2 separate regions of the Homo sapiens genome follow, and region 1 is linked to region 2. Evidence: read pairs that join two places in POLR2A ChIA-PET (ENCODE). Cell type or tissue: OCI-LY7. All regions are shown on one strand. Each heading gives the region's core, and the rest is flanking DNA. Links, peaks and the distances in the headings are about the cores only.

Region 1 (10,490 bases), core at 2,696-6,695, 120 kb after region 2:
GCTAATTATTAGAGAAATGGCTATTTGAAAGAAAAAAATAATTAAAGGAACATGAAAACAAACTAAAACAAACTGACAGACCAAGTAGTATCTTTAATTCAGAATTAATTGTATTAACTGTATTTATTTTCTTATTCTAGGTTTCCATCACAATATTTCAAAAAATCATGATAGCTCAGAGGTCATCTGGCCCAACTCCTTCATTTTATATACAACAAAACTAAAGTCAAGAAAAATTGAAGTTATTTGAGCATGAACATGGTGGTGGTTAACTCTATTGCTGGAACCAGAATCCAGGACTCCTAACTTCAATTTTTCTTACTATAAGATATTCAGAAATATGCTTGGCAATGACCTAACATTTTCTGATTCTAAATTTCAACAAGTTAACAAATAAGATGTTACTAATGTCATCACAAAATAGTCTAAAACGTTAGACTAAAAATAGTCTTAGTGGGGAAAGATGCCCTCTACTTTATATATTACCTTTCTGGAAAATACAACATTTGGAAACTGCCAACTGTGCCTCTCATCTGCTCAAAACAAAGCCTAAAGTTTATCATAATATGATGGGTTTTTTACATTACATTTATATTGTCCAGCCCACCTGGTTCAAAACACACACACACACATACACACACAAACACACACACACACACACACACACACACACACACAGACACACAGAATCTCTCCAAAGTTTCAGAACTTCTAGGGGTGAATGCCAACCACCTTTGTCTGGCCGCCAATACTATAAATTAAATCCTCTTATTACAGTAAATTAGCAAAAAGCACTGGGAAAGCTAGGCTCTGAATGGTACCGGGTCAAAAGACAGAAAGCCTTGTAGGCATTTCATTCCACCATAAAGCTTCACATAAATCAAACAGTATCTAGAAATTATAACCCTTAGCTTACCTGGACAACAGGATATTGATAATCCATACAATATACACCATACATAGCAAAAGGGAAAAAATCTTCAGATAAGGACAGTACAAAAAGTGTCTAAGTTTTTGCCTTGTTTGCGCTGGCTGTCCTGTCCAAAGGAACTAGGTAGCACCAAAAAAATCCTTCGCTGACCTCCAGTCTACGCAGATAGGTATGCTGGCTCAGCTGATGAAGTCGGAGCTTGGTTGAGACCAGGCCTCCACCCCAACAGGATTTGACAATACACAGAAGAGATGTTCAGAAAAAAGCAAAAAGCTTTGAGTTACTAGTTACAGACTGAAAACTACACTGGAGATTTGCTGTTACTGTTGGTTTTTAAATTGACAACTCAACCAGAAACTCAAGAGGCAGAGAATGACAGCCAGGGAAGGGAACACAGGCTCCTCACACTGGCACACAAACACGGTAGGAAGTCTAAGGTATCCAGGAGCCAAAATAATATATATGTTCCAGGCTTTAAGTGCGTCAGAGAATACTCCCAATCCAGGACACAGAAAGGCAGATGGGACTGGTATTACTACTCTATTCTTTCTTGGGCGGGGAGCATGTACCCGTGTGCACGCATGCGCATTCTCTGTCTCTCTCTCATACACACACACACACACACACACACACACACACACACACACACCCTTCTCACTGTCTCCGGCAGAGACAGGTGTTAGGATTAACAGTATAAAACCTTTCTGCCACGGAAAGGAATGGGAGAAAAAAGTCACACTGATACACGCAGTAAGGGGATCCCTTTCATGACACTGTATGTTTTTGTATCATTTAACACCTCCCTCGCTGTGCTTTAACAGAGGTTAGGACAGCTGGCAGGATCAGCACTAGAAAAGAAGAAAGTGGCCCCAACTCTGAGGCAACATGAGTCCACTGGAGGCCTCCAGATATGCAGGGTACACTTGCTCAGCTGTTCCAGTCAAACTTGGAAGGATTAACTCCGGCTGTCTGCAAAAAGGTGGGGGTGGAAAGGTCTTTTCAGAAAAGCCAGTTGCTTTTCTCCTTTTAGGGAGCTGCTATACCCACCCTGCCATTATATACAAATACACATGTGCACACATATTTCTATAACAGATATTAAAAGCAGTAACAAACATGGACAGGTGTTAGGTTTGTCTGACAAAGCACAATAGGTTCAAGAGTTGGCTTTCAGAGCCTAAATGGCCCATCAAAAATCAGAAAACTGCTAAGTAATCCTTAGAAAAAGGACACAGAGTGAGCAGAAAGTGAAAATTAATGTTTATTAAAAGACAAACCAGTTGTAACTATTGATCCTACGAAATCTTCTATTTGGAACAAGCATTCAAAATTTCAAAATGGTAAATAATTCTAAATAAGTTTCAGGGGCTATGACGTCCCTAATCGTGGAGAGCCAGTAATATTGTAACATGCTTTTGGATGATTAAACCATGAGGATTAAATGCAACTGTGAGGGCATCTGTGAGAATTTAAGTATTACCATGCCCTCCATGCCCCGCCCCCATCAGTGTAATTCTTCTCCTTTTACGGTCACTGTAATTTATTTTAGGATTGTTCAGAAGAAACAGATTTTTAAGAGTCAAAATGGCTATAGCATATTTTGATGGTATTCTTGGTTAAACATTTACCTGAACTCAGTTCTAACAGATTAGGAGGACCACTATACTCGATTATCTTCAATTTGCTGGTACTGATTCTATGTGCATTACACATGAAGAACAAGAATAAATCTATTCAGTATAATTAATAAAACATTTATTGAACATCTATTGCAGACAAAATATTGTACTAAGCCCTGGAGAAATGAACACAGTTCTGTTGTCAATGAATTCACAGTTTATGGGAGAAATAGATAAGGACACAGGCAAAGCCAAAAAGCAAAACAATGCTACAGCACAAAACTAAATATTGTAAGCAACTTCTCATACATGGAAAAACATTTTTTAAAAATTACTCTTGGCCGGGTGGTGTGGCTCACACCTGTAATCCCAACACTTTGGGAGGCTGAGGCAGGGGGATCACTTGAGGTCAGGAGTTCGAGACCAGCCTGGCTAACATGGCAAAACCCTGTCTCTATTAAAAATACAAAAATTAGCTGGGCGTGGTGGCATGCACCCTGTAATCCCAGCTACTTGGGAGGCTGAGGCAGGAGAATTGCTTGAACCCAGGAGGCGAAGGCTCACCACCGCAGCCGAGATCCCGCCACTGCACTCCAGCCTGGGCAACAGAGCAAAACTCCATCTCAAAAAAAAAAAAAAAAGTTGCTCTTAATACACAGTTTTATAGTCTCTCTCACCATTAGAACTATAAAACCCTACTTTGTCAATTCTTAACAGAGATTATCAAAGCCTCATAACATTTCAGATGTGCTTTGCCATACCTTAAGGGATTATAATATACAGTCAGCCCTCCTTATCCTTGGGTTACACATTTGTGAATTCAACCAACTGCAAACAAAATATTTGTGAAAAGCAATAAAAAAAACCCAATACTGTATAATAACAAAAATATAATACAAATTTTAAAGACAATAGTTATAATAATTATTTACATAGCATTTACATTGTTTTGGAAATTATAATTTAGAGATAATTTAAAGTCTACAAGAGGATGAACATAGGTTATATGCAAATACTACACCATTTTATATAAGAAACTTGAGCATCTGCCAATTTTGGTATCTGCAGGGGTGTGAGAGGGTGTATCCTGGTACCAATCTCCCACAGATATGAGAGGACTATATATTCTAACAGTCTCCTGTATAGGTATTAAAATGGTAATTAAGAAATAACAAAAGACTGGGTACAGCAGCATGTGCCTGTAGTCCCAGCTACTAGGGAGGATCATTTGGGCCAGGAGTTCAAGTCTAGCCTGGGCAACATAGTGACACCTTTCTTTTTAAAAAAAAAAAAAAAAAAAGAATGTTTCTGCAATAAAACCTTATGCTAAATTTCCTCTTCTAATCAAATCAAATAATTATTAATCCTTCTTCCTCCCTGTACACTTCTGTCATTTCATACATAGCAGTACAGCAGGATGGGCCACATATACACTTATAAGCTAGTATCTTAAATCACTATTAAATCTCCTAAGATTCTTCTTGATATGAAGACTGGAAAATGATGATATGTCTTATACATCATAAAAGGCTGTAATAATGAACTATGACTGACTAACTTAAACTTCAAGAGTTAACCCAGTTCAATATTTGGTGACTTAATTATAGAGGAAATTCCCAGATGCTGTTGTATTTAAGATGAAAGACTGTAATTCAAATCCTAAAACAACTGACATAATTTAAGCATGAAAGTGATCCCCAAATGTTATTGAAGGCCTAGTCAATTTCCAGAGAAAGATTTAAATTCTTCTAGACTATACATACAAGGTGAAAAGATACGACTGATGCATTATTAAATGAAAAAAATTGCCAGGCACAGTGGCTCATGCCTGTAATCCCAGCACTTTGGAAGGCCAAGGCGAGCGGATCACCTAAGGTCAGGAGTTTGAGACCAGCCTGGCCAACATGACGAAACTCCATCTCTACTAAAAATACAAAAATTAGCCGGGCGTGGTGGTGGGTGCCTGTAATCCCAGCTACTCAGGAGGCTCAGGTGGCAGAATCATCTAAACCTGGGAGGCTGAGGTTGCAGTGACCCGAGATCGTACCACTGCACTCCAGCCTGGGCAACAAAGTGAGCCTCTGTCTAAAAAAAAAAAAAAAAGAAAGAAAGAAAAATATTATGTTGTTTAATAATGTGTTATAGTTCTATATTTGTAAATGAAATTATATAGGGGTATGCATGCATGTATGAATCTATGTGTACATCAATCAATAAATTATGTATGTAATTAGACTTTGAAAAGCAGTGCTCCAAATAAAATGAAAAAACTAAAAAATTTATTGTGTAATTAGTTAAGCTTTTATTAAGTCACATATAAGTTAGACATGTATGTATATGTATACACATATACGTAATGTATTGGTTGACATACACACCAATATATGCCATATGTCCACACATTATATATACACATACCATTATATGCCATACATATACATATATATACACACGTGTGTGTGTGTGTGTGTGTGTGTGTGTGTGTGTGTGTGTGTGTGTAGCCATTAAGACAAAACTAGTACCTCCAGGCGGTGGAATGGGGTGGTGGCTGGTTTTCGCTTACTAATTTAGAGATAAATTTCCAATCGTTCATACACATTTAAATTAGCATTAACTGCTCCTATAATTTGTTAAAAGTTTAAAGGAACCAAAACAGATTTTACTTTCAATACAAGTACTTTAAAAATTATTAATATTCCCATGGTCTCTGATTTATATGACTAGGCCAGGCACGGTGGCTCACGCCTGTAATCTCAGCACTTTGGGAGGCCAAGGCAGGTGGATCACCTGAGGTCAGGTGTTCGAGACCAGCCTGACCAATGTGGTGAAACCCCTTCTCTGTTAAAAATACAAAAAATTAGCCAGGCATGGTGGTGCATGACTGTAATCCCAGCTACCTAGGAGGCTGAAGCTGGAGAACTGCTTGAATCTGGGAGGCGGAGGTTGCAGTGAGCCGAGACTGTGCCACTGCACTCCAGCCTGGGCAACGAAAGCAAAACTCTGTCTCTAATAATAATAATAATAATAATACGACCACATTTGCTTTACCTAACATAATGTGATAACTATAAACTCTCATTTAAGACTAGAGGATATAGGCTGGAAGCAGTGGCTCATGCCTATAATCCCAGCACTCTGGGAAGCTGAGTCAGGAGGATTGCTTGAGGCCTGGAGTTTGAGACCAGCCTGGTCAACATATTAAGACCCTGCCTATAGCCCCGCCCCAAAAAAATTAGCTGGGTATGGTGGCACACAGCATGTGCCTATACTCCCACCTACTTCGGAGGCTGAGGTGGGAGAATCACATAAACCCAGGAGGTCAAGGTTACAGTGAGTTATGATCATGCCACTGTACTCTAGCCTGGGCAACACAGCAAGACCCTGTCTCTTGAAAAAAAAAAAGACTAGAGGATATACACAATAAAGAATCTTAATCTTTAGATATATGATTAAGATATCTCACCTAGGTTCTGCTGAAACCATGCCCAGGTATAGCTTAAATCATCAGCTCTTCAGAAAAATGTCAAAATAATGTAATATTTGAATTATAACTCTTATACTTTATCTTGCCTTTTACCCATTTCTTTCTGTAAAATTTTTTTAATTGCTATAATTTGAAGACTAATAACTTAGTCAAACCAAAATTTGAAATAATACTGATGGAAAAAAAAAGGAGAATCTTTTACCTATAAGACAAAACACACTACAAAAAATCAAATTATAAACTTGAAAGGTTTCTCTCTCTTTTCTTGATATGGTCTTTCTTCAGAATAATGTAGCCTCAGTTATTAACAGAAAGAAATTCCATGCATGGATCAATAGCTCAACATCATTCTTTCAGTATTTTTCCCATTTATCAAAATGATTTTAAAAATAGAAACAAAAAATGAAAATATTTTCAACTCAGAAATTACTCCTGAGTCCCCTCCCTCATCAGAAAAGACTGGGTATTTCCTTAAAATTTTAAATAATATATTTACTCAAAAATTCTAGAAATAAAAAGACTAATTTTCCACAATAAACTCAAGAGTTATTGGCTGATGATGCCAATCTATTCCACTTTCAAGTTTACACTCTACAATATTATGGATGCTTTTATAGTATTAAAGTTCATGTGTCCTGATCAATAAAAAACATGAATTCAGAAAATAGTCCTTCATGTATATTTCCATACATCTCTTTAGCAAAGACATGCAATACCAATTCACTTTTTTTTTCTGAGACGGGGTCTCACTCTGTCACCCAGGTTGGAGTGCTATGGCACAATCTCAGCTCACTGCAACCTCTGCCTTCTAGGTTCAAGGATCCTCCCACTTCAACCTCCCAAGTAGATGGAACTACAGGCGCATGTCATGGCTCCTGGCTAATTTTTTCAACTTTTTTTGTAGACATGGAGCTTTGCCATGTTGCCCAGGCTGGTCTTCAACTCCTGAGTTCAGGCGATCCACCTGCCTCAGCCTCCCAAAGTGCTGGGATTATGGGTGTGAGCCAGCATGCCCAGCCCCAATTCATTTTTCAACATAAGTTTTAACACTTGGGTCGGGCACAGTGGGTCACACCTGTAATCCCAGCCCACTGGGAGGCTCAGGCAGGCGGACTGCCTAAGTCAAAGAGTTCAAGACCAGCCTGGGCAACATGGCAAAGCTCCATCTCTACCCAGGCCTGGTGGCACATGCCTGTAGTCCCAGGTACTCGGGAGGCTGAGGTGGGAAGACTGCTTAAGCCTAGGAGGTGGAGGTTGCAGTGAGCTGAGATTGTGCCACTGAACTCGAGCCTAGGAGACAGAGTGAGACTCTGTCTCAGGAAGAAAAAAAAAAAAAGTTTCAACACTTAGCACACTTAGAATGTCTGTTGAACAGAAATTTAATGATATCAGGGAGAAACAGACCTAGACTTAGAAACAGACCTAGTTATTCAAAATCTAGACCTAGAAATAGACCTCGTATTTAAGAGTGAGATATTTAGAAATTATCATGAGATTTGTAAGGTTTAAGTTTTGCTAAGGATAAGGTAAATCAGTCTCATGCCAGAGGACATGGTTGATGATGCTGTAGTGTTATCTGTACACCGACATACAACCCTTGGGATCTCAAGACTTAGCAAGCACTGGTTAAGTTCAGTCAATCAAATTAACCAGAAAATATTTAAGATTCTTTTCCTCCTCTCCTATTCTCTCATTCCTGTTTTCTTCTCTCTTTTTCTTTCCCTTCTGCCCATGCCACAATCCTGCCAAATGTTTAAGGATATTAGCTATGCCTCAGGGTAGAATGCTTTAGCAAAGATTGCCGAGATTTCTGCCTGAGGTATAAATTTGGTTTTAGTCACAGTATTCTTAGAAGGTTCCAAAGATTCTATATTACCCTGTGCACCAGGGTAAGACAGAACTTCAAAAAGAGATAGGTCAGTTCTAGAGGCCAGGAGGGGAAAAAAAAAAAAAAAGAGCAAAAGAGCTAGGGCTTGAGCTGGAAGGATGAGGATGGGACAGGGGGTGGAGGAGGAAGATATATATGCAGGCAAAATATGTCATTAGAAATATGCAACACTGGGCCAGGCACGGTGGCTCACACCTGTAATCCTAGCACTTTGGGAGGCTGAGGCGGGTGGATTGCCTGAACTCAGGAGTTTGAGACCAGCTTGGGCAACACGGTGAAACCCATCTCTACTAAAATACAAAAAATTAGCCAGGCGTGGCCACGTGCGCCTGTAATCCCAACTACTCGGGAGGTTGAGGCAGGAGAATTGCCTGAACCCGGGAGGCAGAGGTTGCAGTGAGCCGAGATTGCACCACTGCACTCCAGCATGGGTGACAGAGCGAGACTCCGTCTCCAAAAGGAAAAAAAGAGAAAGAAATATGCAAGACTGACTGACTAAGGGATTGTGTGACCAGTTTACTTGACTATGGGTAGGTGGTGGCAAATGACAAGAAAAGTAGGTAGGTTCACTATGGAAGGACTAGGACATCCTGCTACGTATTTCAGATCTGATCTTTAAAGATTGAGCAAGAGGAAAAGAGTGCTACATAAATAACGTTTTGTGAAAATGGCTCTGGTGGCTGCAGGTAAGAATGAAAAAGGGAACAACCTAAAGGTGGGGAAACCAATTAGCAGCTACCATTACAAGAGGTTACAGATGACTAATGCAAAAAATACATATTAGCAGTAGGAATAAAGAAGGTATAGATATATAAGAGATGACGAAGACAACATCCACAGTAATTGAAGACTGTCCACATGTAGGGTATAAGAGAAAGGTTCTAATTCTAGCTAACTAGCCAAATAAGAATAACACTGCTAATACAGACAAATCTGAAGCATAAACTGGTTTGAAGTAATGGTAGAGAAGGTATAACAGGTACTCGGGGTTGAAGGTACAGCTAGAGGAGAGGTCAGGGTTAGACACGAAGATCAAAGAGAAAAGGAGAAATAGCCATGGCCATAATGGGGTTGAGATTCCTCTCCCACACTGATGCAGTCTGTAACATTTATTATACATCAACCATGTACTCCAAAAAAAGAAAAGTAGAGACAAAAGAAAAATGGGAGGTGGAGGGGAGACACAGACAGATAGAAGGCAAAGGCTGAAAATAGAACCTTGAGGAATCCTTGCTTCAAGAAGGCAGAAATAGAAACAGAGGATAAAAAGATTAAGCATAATCGTGTACTATTCACAAAAGCCAGGAATACAGAGGACATCTGTTTCTTTTCTTCGATCTCACATCCTTTATACTAGGGAAGGTATTTCATAAATTGATATCAGAGGTGAATATATAACAATGCCAAGTAGAAATCTAGAAAGGTTAAAGAAAATGAGAATTTAGAAATAAATGACTGAATTTAGCAAACAAGAGTTAAAGAGTTTTCAGAGCACTGTTTTAGTAATATGAGTAAAAAGAATGGTAGCAAACCTGATAAACTCATGGTCAGAATGAAAAATAGACAAAATGCCTGCATATAAATTTTAACAAACTTTCTATTGGGATACTTGATTTCCAAGTGGCAATAAAGTACAAAACCAATTATTGATACATTCAACTACCCACAGTTGCCTCTATCAAGGAGAATTTTTACTTTATTTTGTTTGGTTTTGGCCTCTGTGCCTTTGATCATGTTTTCTTACCCATTTCAAAATGCCCAAATCTTAAAAATGCTACCTTAAATGCCATCTGCTCCACAAAGCTCTTCCTGATTACCTCCAACTAGAAGTGATTTCTCTTTCCTCTGAACTTATATGGCATTCTCTATTTGTTTTTAGACATACTTATTTTATTGATTAGATGAATTCTCTAAGGATAGAACCTGTCCATCCATCTTCCTATTTCTCACAAATAATTAAGCTAAAGGCCAGGCACGGTGGCTCAGGCCTGTAATCCCAGCACTTTAGGAAGTCGAGGTGGGTGGATCATTTGAAGTCAGGAGTTCAAGACCAGCCTGGCCAACACGGTGAAACCCCAACTCTACTAAAAATACAAAAAATAGCTGGGCGTGGTGGTGGGCACCTGTAATCCTGGCTACTCAGGAGGCTGAGACAGGAGAATCGCTTGAACCCGGGAGGCGGAGGTGGCAGTGAACCGAGATCGTGCCACTGCACTCCAGCCTGGGCAACAAGAGTGAGACTCTGTCTCAAAAAAAAAAAAAAAAAAAAGAATTAAGCTAAAACAGTTTATACAGTATATGCTCATCAGTATATGAAAAGAGAAGGTCTGCAATAAATTCAAACTACAAATCAGAGGTAACTGAATGAATCACCACATACAGACCATCCCTAATTTGTTAGTCAGTCAATATTCATTCAATCATGATATCTTCAACATTGCATGAAGGCCTACAAACAGCAAAAACTATTCAAGAGCTGAAAATACAGGGGAGAAAAAGTAGAAAATAATACACACCAAAATACCATTCGATAAATGCCACGCTTATTCCAATATGGCTTGGGAGAAA
Region 2 (10,490 bases), core at 3,657-7,656:
TGCCGGGCATCATGCCAGACCTAGCAGTGAATAAGACAGAAAAGTACTAGGTGTGCAAAGTGAAGAATGACCTCGCCCAGCCCTGTAATATGTGGGAGCTCAAGTGAACCCACTGTGGGATCCCTAAGATGCTGCAGAAGTGAGTAAACTATTTCCTTTCTTTTTTTTTTTTATACCCTAGTTGGTCACCCTGTCACCACTGAACCTTGATTTAACAGAGGCAAAATGCAAGTCTTCCCTGAAGAATACTGGGGGTAGGGAAACTTCTAGTGGCAATGATAAAACCAGCAGCAATGATAATAGAAGGCAAACTTGCAATGGTCTGTGGTAACCCCTGGGGACTCCAGAAATACCTGGGGTGGAAGATAAATTTGCAAGAGACCAGGCTTTTTTGTGTGTACAGATGGAATTGGAGGCCAAGAAGACCTACGTGTTCATGTTAATTAAGACTGGAGCCGGGACACATTCCAAACTCATGGATTTTCCAAATTGTATGTAACTACATAGTACCTTTATAATGAAAATGAAAAAAGTTTTAAACTATCACCTGCCACTCCTCCCCCTCTTCCCTCCTGTCATCTGTCATGACTCTGCAAGTCAACACCTTTGCATGGAGACTGTTGCTCAAGCTAAGATCCATTCTCCATTTCCAGGGCCCTGCAATGACAAGTTAATGATTTGAGAAAAGCTGTTATTGAGAGAAAACTATCCCTTTACTGTAGCATAATTTATAATCATGAAAAATATGGAGCCATTAAAATGTTCTAACACTAGGGAACTGGTTACATACAAAATATTCATCCACTTGATAAAACACTACATAGCTGTCAGAAATGATGCTCACTCAATGACTGGGTTAACGTGGAAAATGTTGATTGTATTATTAGGTGGAAAAGAGCAAGGACTTTCTTACCTTTTACCTAAGGGGAAACACATCTCTCAAACTTGTGTGTAGGAAAACAAAACCCCTTAAAGGAATACAGCAAGGTCACAATGCAGCTGTTTATTTAGAGGTAAATTTGGTGATTCCTTCCCCTCTTCTTTCTGCCTTTCTGTGTTTTTCAAGTTTTCAGTTATGCACATTACAGTTTTATAAAATAGAAGGAATATAGATAATAAATATTTACATCAAATCTAAAATAAAATGTTTAAAAAGAGGACAAACTCAGCCGGGTGCGGAGGCTCACGTCTGTAATCCCAGCACTTTGGGAAGCCGAGGTGGGCAGATTACGAGATCAGGAGATTGAGACCAGCCTGGCCAACGTGGTGAAACTCCATCTCTACTAAAAAATACAAAAAATTAGCTGGGTGTGGTGGCGGGTGCCTGTAGTCCCAGCTACTCACGAGGCTGAGGCAGGAGAATCGCTTGAACCCAGGAGGTAGAGGTTGCAGTGAGCCGAGATCGTGCCACTGCACTCCAACCTGGCAACAGAGGGAGACTCCATCTCAAAAGAAAAAAAAAAAAGAGGTTGGGCGCGGTGGCTCACGCCTGTAATCCCAGCACTTTGGGAGGCCGAGGCAGGCAGATCACGAGGTCAGGAGATTGAGACCATCCTGGCTAACACGGTGGAACACTGTCTCTACTAAAAATACAAAAAATGAGCTGGGCGTCATGGCGGGCACCTGTAGTCCCAGCTACTCGGGAGGCTGAGGCAGGAGAATCGCTTGAACCCGGGAGGCAGAGGCTGCAGTGAGCTGAGGTCGCGCCACTGCAGTCCAGCCTGGGTGACAGAGCAAGGCTCTGTCTCGAAACAACAACAACAACCAAAAAGGACAACCTCATAGTCAGCGGGTCTTCATTTATTAATAGCTTTGTTAGTTGCTTGAGTGCATGCAGACTCCTTCTCATCACAGAACAAGGCAACAGTGGAAGAATGGGTGTTTCCACAGAAGACCACCCCATGGTTGTTAGCAATGGCTGGAAAGCGTAGGGAGCCTCCAGCCCATCTGTCCATCCACCCATCCATCCATCCAAAACCAAAAAGGCATTGTTCTAGGCACTGGGGAAAAGCAGTAAACAAAATGAATCCTGCCTTCACGAAGTTTTCATTCTCAAGGTGGAGGCAGGGGAACACGGAAAAGAAACACAGTAAATCAGTGTTACGGTGTATTATAAAGTAATGAGTGTTGGGGAGAAAAATAAGTTTGGGAAGGAGTTATACAGAATTGTTGGATGGGGCAGGAGCACAGTTTCAAATAGGATCATCGGGGCATGCCTCTCTGAGAGGCTGATCTTCCAGCAAAGACGTGAAGGAGGTGAGGGTGTCTGGGAGAAGAGCATTCCAGATGGAGGGAGCAGCAAGGGCAAACACCTGCTTGCGACGTTCAGGGGGCCGCAGGTGGGGCGCCGTGCCGGGAACAGAGGGAGGCGGGGGAATGGGAAGGGAGGGTAGGAGAGGAGGCTGGAGAGAGAGCTGGAGGCCAAAAGTGCAGGGTCTTAGAGCTACAGTAAGGATTTGGGCTTGTACTCTGAGTGAGGCGGGGACACATGGGGGATTTCAGGCAGTGGAGTTACCTAATGGCTTAGATTTTAGGAGGATCACTCTGGCTGCTGTGCTGAGAGGAGACCGCAAGACAAGGCGATGCCAGGGATATCTGTTAGCAAATGTTGGAAACAACCCTCTGGAGAGGGGATGGTGACCTGAACCAGTGTGGTGGCAACAGAGGTGGTGAGAAGTGGTCAGATTTTGGATCTGTTCTGAAGGGAGAGCCCACAGGATTTGTTCATGGACTGGACCTGTGGTGTGAGGGAAAGAAGAGCCAGGATAACGGGGGGTTGTGGCCTGAGCAACTGGCGGGATGGAGCTGTTGGCACCTGAAATGGACAGGTGGGAGCCGGAGTGGGGTGAGAGCAAGGTGCTCAGGATGGACGTGTCACGTTTGTGATGCCCAAAGACACATGCAAGGGGAGGTGCTGAGTAGGTGATGAGATCCATGCATCCGATTCAAGATGTGGGGTCTCCAACAACAAATTAGTCGGAGATACAAATTTGTAAATAGATGGTATGTAAAACCGTAAGAGTGGGTAAGATTATCAAAAGAGTGAACACAGGTCCGAGAAATATGTCGAAGGCCAGCCCCTGGGCACCCCAGCTTGAAGAGAATGTGGAGAGCGGGGGAACCCTCAAAGGAGACTGAGAAGGAAGCAGCCACTGAGGGAAGAGGGGCACCAGGAGTGGGTGTCCAGGAAACCAAGTGAGGAAAGCCTGAAAGTGCAGAAGTGATACACCAGACCAGTGCTGCGGACAGGTCAAGGACAGGAGAATCGATCTGATTTAGCAACATGAAGACCACTGATGGCCTCGATGAGAGCAGTTATGGTGAAGTGGCTGACGACAAAAAGCCTGAATGGAGAAGTTTTAAAAGAAGGCAGAAAGAGGCTGGGCGCGGTGGCTCACGCCTGTAATCCCAGCACTTTGGGAGGCCGAGCTGGGCGGATCATTTGAGGTCAGGAGTTCGAGACCAGCCTGGCCAACATGGTGAAACGCTGTTTCTACTAAAAATACAAAATTTAACCAGGTGTGGTGGCAGGCGCCTGTAATCCCAGCTACTTGGGAGGCTGAGGCGGGAGAATCCCTTGAACCCAAGAGGCGGAGGTTGCAGTGAGCCAAGATTGCGCCACTGCACTCCAGCCTGGGCCACAGAGCAAGACTCTGTCTCAAAAAAAAAAAAAAAAAAAGAAAGAAAAAAGAAAAAAAAGCAGAAAGTACAGTGTTTTGGAGGGGTTTTGCTGGAGGAAGAAGTGAGGTCAGAAAAGGGAAAAAAATTAAAGATGGAAGAAATACTAGCATGGTTCTGTGCTGATGGGGATGATCCAATAAGGAAGAGAGGGTGGAGGAAACTCCCGGGGAATGTCCCCCACCCTTTCAGCTCCCAGTGCCCGTGTTGGATGCAGCCTGCACTGGAACCCTGTCTCCAGACCTGACATCCTGGCGGTACCATCCCAGCTCCATCCCACTTCCCAAGCAGCCTCTGCAGCATGGTTTTTAGAGATACATGGCAACGTACCAATAAAATCTGATATATGACATTCTGTAGGTAAGTTCTCCTTTTCACACCAGGAGCTCAGCGTGGATGTGTTAAGAATACCCTCCTAGGGAAACTCCTGCTGTATCCCCGACCAGCCACAAGATTCATTTCAGGCAGGGCGCAGTGGCTCATGCCTATAATCCCAACACTTTGGGAGTCCGAGGCGGAAGGATCGCTTGAGCTCAGGAGTTGCCCAGCTGGTCTCAGACACGGTGAAAGCCCATCTCTTTTAAAAATACAAAAATTAGCCAGGTGTGGTGGTGCATGCCTGTGGTCCCAGCTACTCAGGAGGCTGAGGTAGGAGGATCGCTTGAGCCTAGGAGGTTCAGGCTGCAGTGAGCTGAGATTGCACCACTGCACTCCAGCCTGCCCAGAAACTCCTTGATCCCTGTTCCCCTCCCCGACAAAAAGGGAAGAAGAAATATTCACTGAAAGTTTGCTATGCATTAGGAACTCTGCTAAGTGTTTTCCCAACTTTACCAAATGACAGATGGCAAATAGTTTTGGAAAACTTAGCACTTTCTAGACACTGTGCTGAGTACTTTACACGTCCTGTCTTATCTCATCCTTGCAAAACACTGCTACAGTAGGAACATTTATTGACTGAAGTTTATAGACAAGGACTCTAGGGTGCAGAGCTGTTAAGTATTAATAAGTTGCTCAAGGTCATCCACCTAGCAGGTGGCAAATCTGAGTTAGAACCCTTCAACTCTTGGTTCCTTGCTCTTAACAATTAGCCTGCACTGCCTTGGTTATCCTGAGGTCGCACCACTAAAGCACGGAAGGGCTGAAATTCACACATGCCTGTGCTTGTAGGCCTAAGGGAGAAATTTGAAGTTTGAGCCTGAGCAAGTGTTGCCAATGCTGGCAACACTTACTCTTAAAATGATTTGGAGATTAATATTTTCCACACACACACATCAAAATTAATAGTTACATTCAGTCTGCACTTGGCAGGGATTTTTCACAAGCATTGATCCAAATTCTCCCAGATTTGTGTAAGGCAAGGGTCAGCAGTGCGTGGGCCAAACCAGGCCTACCACCTGTTTCTTAAAGTTTTATTGGAAGATTACCAGGTCCTCCACTGATTGTCTGCAGCTGCTTTTGTGCTACAGTGGCCAAGTTGAGAAGCTGTGACAGAGACCGAAAGGCCTGTGCAACCTAAAATATTTACCATCTGGTGACATTCAGAAACAGCGGGTTGACCCCTGGTCCAAAGCATTCAAGACAAGCAACTTTTGAGTATCTAGAATTCTGGCTTTCAAAATGAGAAATTGCTGTCTGTGAGCCGGGAAACCAATTTCCGAACCTAGAAGGAACCAGGGGGCGATGGTGTTTCTGTGAGAGCACTTTGCACACTTGCCTCCTTTCTGTCACAGGGCCAGGCAGCCCTCAAGCGAGTAAGGTGAAAGGTTGGAGGTAGGTTCAGTGCTGACCTCAAGAGAGGCCTGGCGCTGGGCAGTCTACCCTGTCCCTCCCCACAGAGCTCACTGCCTCACTTTCCACCTGGCCTCTTTCTCCTCCCGCAGACCAGTTCTCTCTGCACTACTCATCGGCTTACCCGTGGATCCAGGCTCAGAAAACATTCCACCTGTGTGAAACTGTGCAAGACCCACGGATCCAGGCTCAGAAAACTTGCCACCTGTGTGAAACTGTGCAAGACCCGTGGATCCAGGCTCAGAAAACATTCCACCTGTGTGAAACTGTGCAAGACCCACGGATCCAGGCTCAGAAAACTTGCCACCTGTGTGAAACTGTGCAAGACCCGTGGATCCAGGCTCAGAAAACATTCCACCTGTGTGAAACTGTGCAAGACCCACGGATCCAGGCTCAGAAAGCATTCCACCTGTGTGAAACTGTGCGAGACCCACGGATCCAGGCTCAGAAAGCATTCCACCTGTCTGAAACTGTGCGAGACCCACGGATCCAGGCTCAGAAAGCATTCCACCTGTCTGAAACTGTGCGAGACCCGCGGATCCAGGCTCAGAAAGCATTCCACCTGTGTGAAACTGTGCGAGACCCGCGGATCCAGGCTCAGAAAGCATTCCACCTGTGTGAAACTGTGCGAGACCCGCGGATCCAGGCTCAGAAAGCATTCCACCATGCCCAGCTAATTTTTGTATTTTTAGTAGAAACAGGGTTTCACTATGTTGGCCAGGCTGGTCTTGAACTCCTGACCTCAGGAGATCCACCCCCACCTCACCTCCCAAAGTGCTGGGATTACAGGCGTGAGCCACTGCGTCTGGCCAGCTTCTGTTATTTAAAAATTACTCAGTTTATGGTATTTTGTTATCAGCTCAAATGGACTAGACAGGAACATAGGTTTTGAGTAGAAAAAGGGTTTATTTCAAGCATATTGAATTTTAGAAGCCTGTGGGGCTGCAGCTGGACGTGAGTCTAGACTCTAGGAAAGCTTTATGAACTCCAGTTTGGATTTAAGAGTCATTAGCTTACAGGCAGAAATGGGTCTCAACAGTGATCTTTTCAGTGGAGTATGGGAAGAAGTTGGCCTACAACTGAGCCCTAGAGGAATAACAAGATTTAAAAGAGAGCTGGAGGAAGAGGAGCCTACAAGAGGCAGAGAGGCAGCCAGAGACAGGAGTGCAGTGCTGGCTCTGATTTCTGTGGGGTTTCCACAAGAGCAGCACTTAGAAACACTAGCAGTCAGAGGTTAAAGGCATACACTTGGGAGCAACTGCCTGGGTTTGGATCCTGGTTCTGCAACTTCCTACTTATGTGACTTTGAGAAAGTTAGTTAATCTCTCTATGCGTCCAGCTTCATCTTTTAACAGAGGAATAACAATACTGTCAGGTATAGGCTTTGATTTCTCCTTCCTTAGAAGCTGATGCATTAGCCTGTTATTGTTTCACGGATATTGGTGGAAGACACACGACTCGGTGAGAGGCAAAGGACTTTATTACTCACAGTGCAGCAGGCAGCATGAGCACCAGCATATGGAACAGTTCCATGAGCCCCCGAGTCCCACAGGCCTGGATAGATGTGGCGCAGGTAGTAGGTTTGCGCTGCAGCTGAGGAGCACTGAGCTTAGGGGATCCACCTCTTTTATAACAGGTAGTAAGCAAGCTTGCTGTTTGTCCTGAGGGGATACAAGTTTTCTTGCTGCAAACACAACCCCCAGAAATGGCCTGGGGAAGGGGCAATCCAGGTTTTGCATGCTTGTCAAACCCAGCAGGAAGGCAGGAGCAGGAGCTGCAGACAGAAGTGCCTCAGGGGGCACCCGCCTCACAGAGCTGCTGGGAAGATGAAAGGAGTGAAAATGGGCAAGTGCCACCAACAGCGCTCCACACTCATGTCCACTGTTGTTACTAGGGGTGGCAATGTGGAGGAAGGCAGGGCTGAAAAGTGCATCATTTACATCCAAAATGGAAAGCAGTAATTCAACAAATAGGTACTGAATGCTTACAATGCACCAGGCAAATGGAGATACAGCAGCCAACAGAACAAAGTCTTTGACCTCCAGGTGCCTGCATTTTAGTACAGAAAGACAGACACCAAATAAACTACCAGGGGAGCACATTGTACAGGGCCTTGTAGACCAAAATAAGGACTTGGAACTGGCTACGGGATGGGAAGCCAAAGAAGTTTGCACAAAAGCACGTCACAATCCGATTGAACAGGCTGTCGAGAGAACAAACTTCGGCGATGGAGAGCTGTCGGAGAAAAGGTGGAGGCAAGGAGACCAGTTTAGGAGATAAGACGAGGCCGGGCAAGGACGTGCCAGCTTGGAGTGGGTGGTGGTGGTGAGGTACTCGCTCACTTTGGCCTGTCACAGTCCAACACACAAGGGAAGCAGCCTTGGGAACACTCAGCAGTCAAGCAGGTGAACAGAGGAGCATCCGTTCACTGTCATCCTCAGGGGCTGCTTCCAGGTACTGGAGGTAGAAGGCAGGCAGCCACAGGGTGAAGATCAAGTAATTGGAGTCAGCCGGTAGAAACTTATTCCAGAAGTTTGCCACAAAAGAAACAACTTAGGGCCAGGTGTGGTGGCTCACACCTATAATTCTAGCACTTTGGGAGGCCGAGGCGGGTGAATCTTTGAGGTCAAGAGTTTGAGACCAGCCTGACCAACATGGTGAAACTCCGTCTCTACCAAAAATACAAAAATTAGCCAGGCTTGGTGGTGCATTCCTATAATCCCGGCTACTCACGAGGCTGACGAAAGAGAATTGCTTGAACCTGGGAGGCAGAGGTTGCAGTGAGTCGAGATAGCACCACTGCACTGCAGCCTGGGCAACAGAGTGAGACCCTGTCTCAAAAAAAAAAAAAAAAAAAAAAAAAAAAAAGAGTACAAGGAATAACTTGAGATTTTCCAATTTTTTTTTTAACTTAAGATCTAAGCACGCTTAAGTGCCAAAGGGACTATTGAGAGGAAGAGGCAAACCAGGCAAGGGAGGAAACTGAAGCAAAGCACCGAGCAGGTGGGAAAGGCTGGGATGCAGAGCACAGGTGTGGGGTTCACGGTGATGTGAAGAATGCCTCTAATAGAACGAGAGAGAAGGGGAAAGACACCCTGTGTGGAATTCAAGTAGGCTTGTAGATCTGGTAGGGAAACTTCATTCAGGGAGACTATGTCTGACAACCTCCATATTCTGTGAAATAGGAAGCATGATGATCTCATATGGTGAAGTGAAGGGAGTTAGAGATTTATGGATTATGGAGAATTTCAGAGATTTGGGAATTATTGGCTGAGAAACGAAACAAATGCAGCAAGGGATGGGTTTCAGCACAGGTAAGAAAGAAAAGAGGCCAGGTGTGCTGGCTCATGCCTGTAATGCCAGCACTTTGGGAGGCTGAGGTGGGAGGATCACTTGAGGCCAGGAGTTCGAGACCAGCCTGGGCAACACAGTGTAGCCCCATCTCTACAAAAAATGTTGCCGGGTGTGGTGGCGTGCACCTGTAGTTCCAGCTTCTCGGGAGGCTGAGGTGGGAGGATCACTTGAGCCCAGGAGTTTGAGGCTACAGTGAGCCTTGATCACACCACTGCACTCCAGCCTGGGCGACACAGTGAGACCCTGTCTCAAGGGGAAAAAAAGAAAAGAAACAGGGAGGAAAGGGCTAGGCAGGACATATTTTCTATGGCTGAACAAAAAGTGAAGGAGCCTGGGTGGCAGCCGGAGAGCCAGGGGCAGCAGGGACAGAGGAGGCAAGGCAGGGAAATAACACTTTGATAAGGTCAAGTGGGGCCACAGCCCCTGGCAAGGACAGTGTCTGTGGTACAGTAAAGGCAGCAGTTGAATCTAGGGGAGGGTGGACGGTGAAGAAGTGAAGCTGAAAGATTTCAGAAGCAGCTTTTGGACAGACTGGAGTTCACAGCTGGGGAAGCTGAGAGCAGCTGACACACGCTTACCTTCTGGCTTCTCATCACCATTTAGAACGTCTCACCTTAGAACGCCTGGCACTTTTCCTTCTTGTCCCCCCCGCCCCCCGCTTAAAAAGTCAAATCCAAGTGGTATCTTTGGAGCCTCAGGCAGAGGCAACAGGGAACGAGGATTAATACACACAGCCCAAAGAATGGTGTTTCTCTCTTTTATTTAAAAACAGTGCTTCATTACCATGTGCAAAGGCTGAGGCAGTGCTCCTCCTTCGCTTAGAGTTTATAAAAGCCAGCAACATGATCAATAATTTATACACATGGAGAGTAATACAAAAAAATAAGGAATAAAAGCTAAAGATCTAACTACTCCGACCTTCACAATTCCAGCTACTTGATAATAATAGGAGTAACCCAATGAATACTGTATGGTCTGAAAGCTACTATACAATATGATTCTTAACGAGAAGGGAAGGGAATTAGAGACTGTCACAAAGCCCTGGGATGCTTCTCTGGAGTTAGCAGGGAAACAGGACCCTGGGCAAGCAGCTCGGGTGTCCTAGGAAGTGATTCTGGGGGAGGACGGGAGGGGAGAGAGAAGGCTAGGTGGTCGATTACACAAGCATCCCATGTAATGCCCCCATGCCCCAAAGGTACCTGTTTTGCCATGGCAATGGGAGGGGCTGGAGGAACAGCATGTTGCATGTAGGGATGGTCCGGTCCCTGCCATGGGGAGTGGGGAGAAGAGGAGAGGTTCTGTGGCATTTTGAGCCTTGCAAAGATTTGGACTGAAAAGCTCAGAGACTCAGGTAGGTCAGCCTGTCAGGGACAAGTACACTCCACCGGCTCTCTTCTCGCTTTGCAGCCCTAGCTTACGCGTGTCAGCCCCAGGTTTGCTCCAGCTATTCACAAGCAGAATATAACACAAGAAAAACAATTCATATCCCTTAGGGAAAAAAGAGGATCAATTCATCACTCAATATATAATACAGCCAAAATGAGCTGCCAAAACAAGCACACACACAAATACTGTGAACAGAAAAATACAAGAAAATGACTAAGCTGGGAGTCTTGACGGGGTATGGACATTGCTTAAAGCACTTATCAGTCCCCAGAAAAACCAAACCA

Evidence for each region. Peaks named below come from ENCODE experiments on the same cell type or tissue, not always from the same donor. Only the 100,000 strongest peaks of a DNase experiment are listed, where the experiment ranks them.
Region 1: POLR2A ChIA-PET joins it to region 2 with 5 read pairs; 5 of 35 experiments call an interaction of 5 or more read pairs at or near these places.

What each region holds. Positions count from the first base shown.
Region 1 is chr22:35,848,656-35,859,145 of GRCh38, forward strand. The region is part of intron 2 of RBFOX2 (RNA binding fox-1 homolog 2); the gene reads right to left. Among named protein-coding and RNA genes, the nearest start is that of APOL5, 140 kb to the left of the region's middle. In OCI-LY7, for the core only: no CTCF peak of the experiment used is centred there; no DNase peak of the experiment used is centred there.
Region 2 is chr22:35,729,173-35,739,662 of GRCh38, forward strand. APOL5 (apolipoprotein L5) reads left to right here. Exons shown (of 5, transcript NM_030642.1): 5 at 182-311. It overlaps RBFOX2 (RNA binding fox-1 homolog 2), which reads right to left. Exons shown (of 14, transcript NM_001349999.2): 14 at 9,564-10,490. Among named protein-coding and RNA genes, the nearest start is that of APOL5, 17 kb to the left of the region's middle. In OCI-LY7, for the core only: no CTCF peak of the experiment used is centred there; no DNase peak of the experiment used is centred there; H3K27ac peaks cover 329 bases.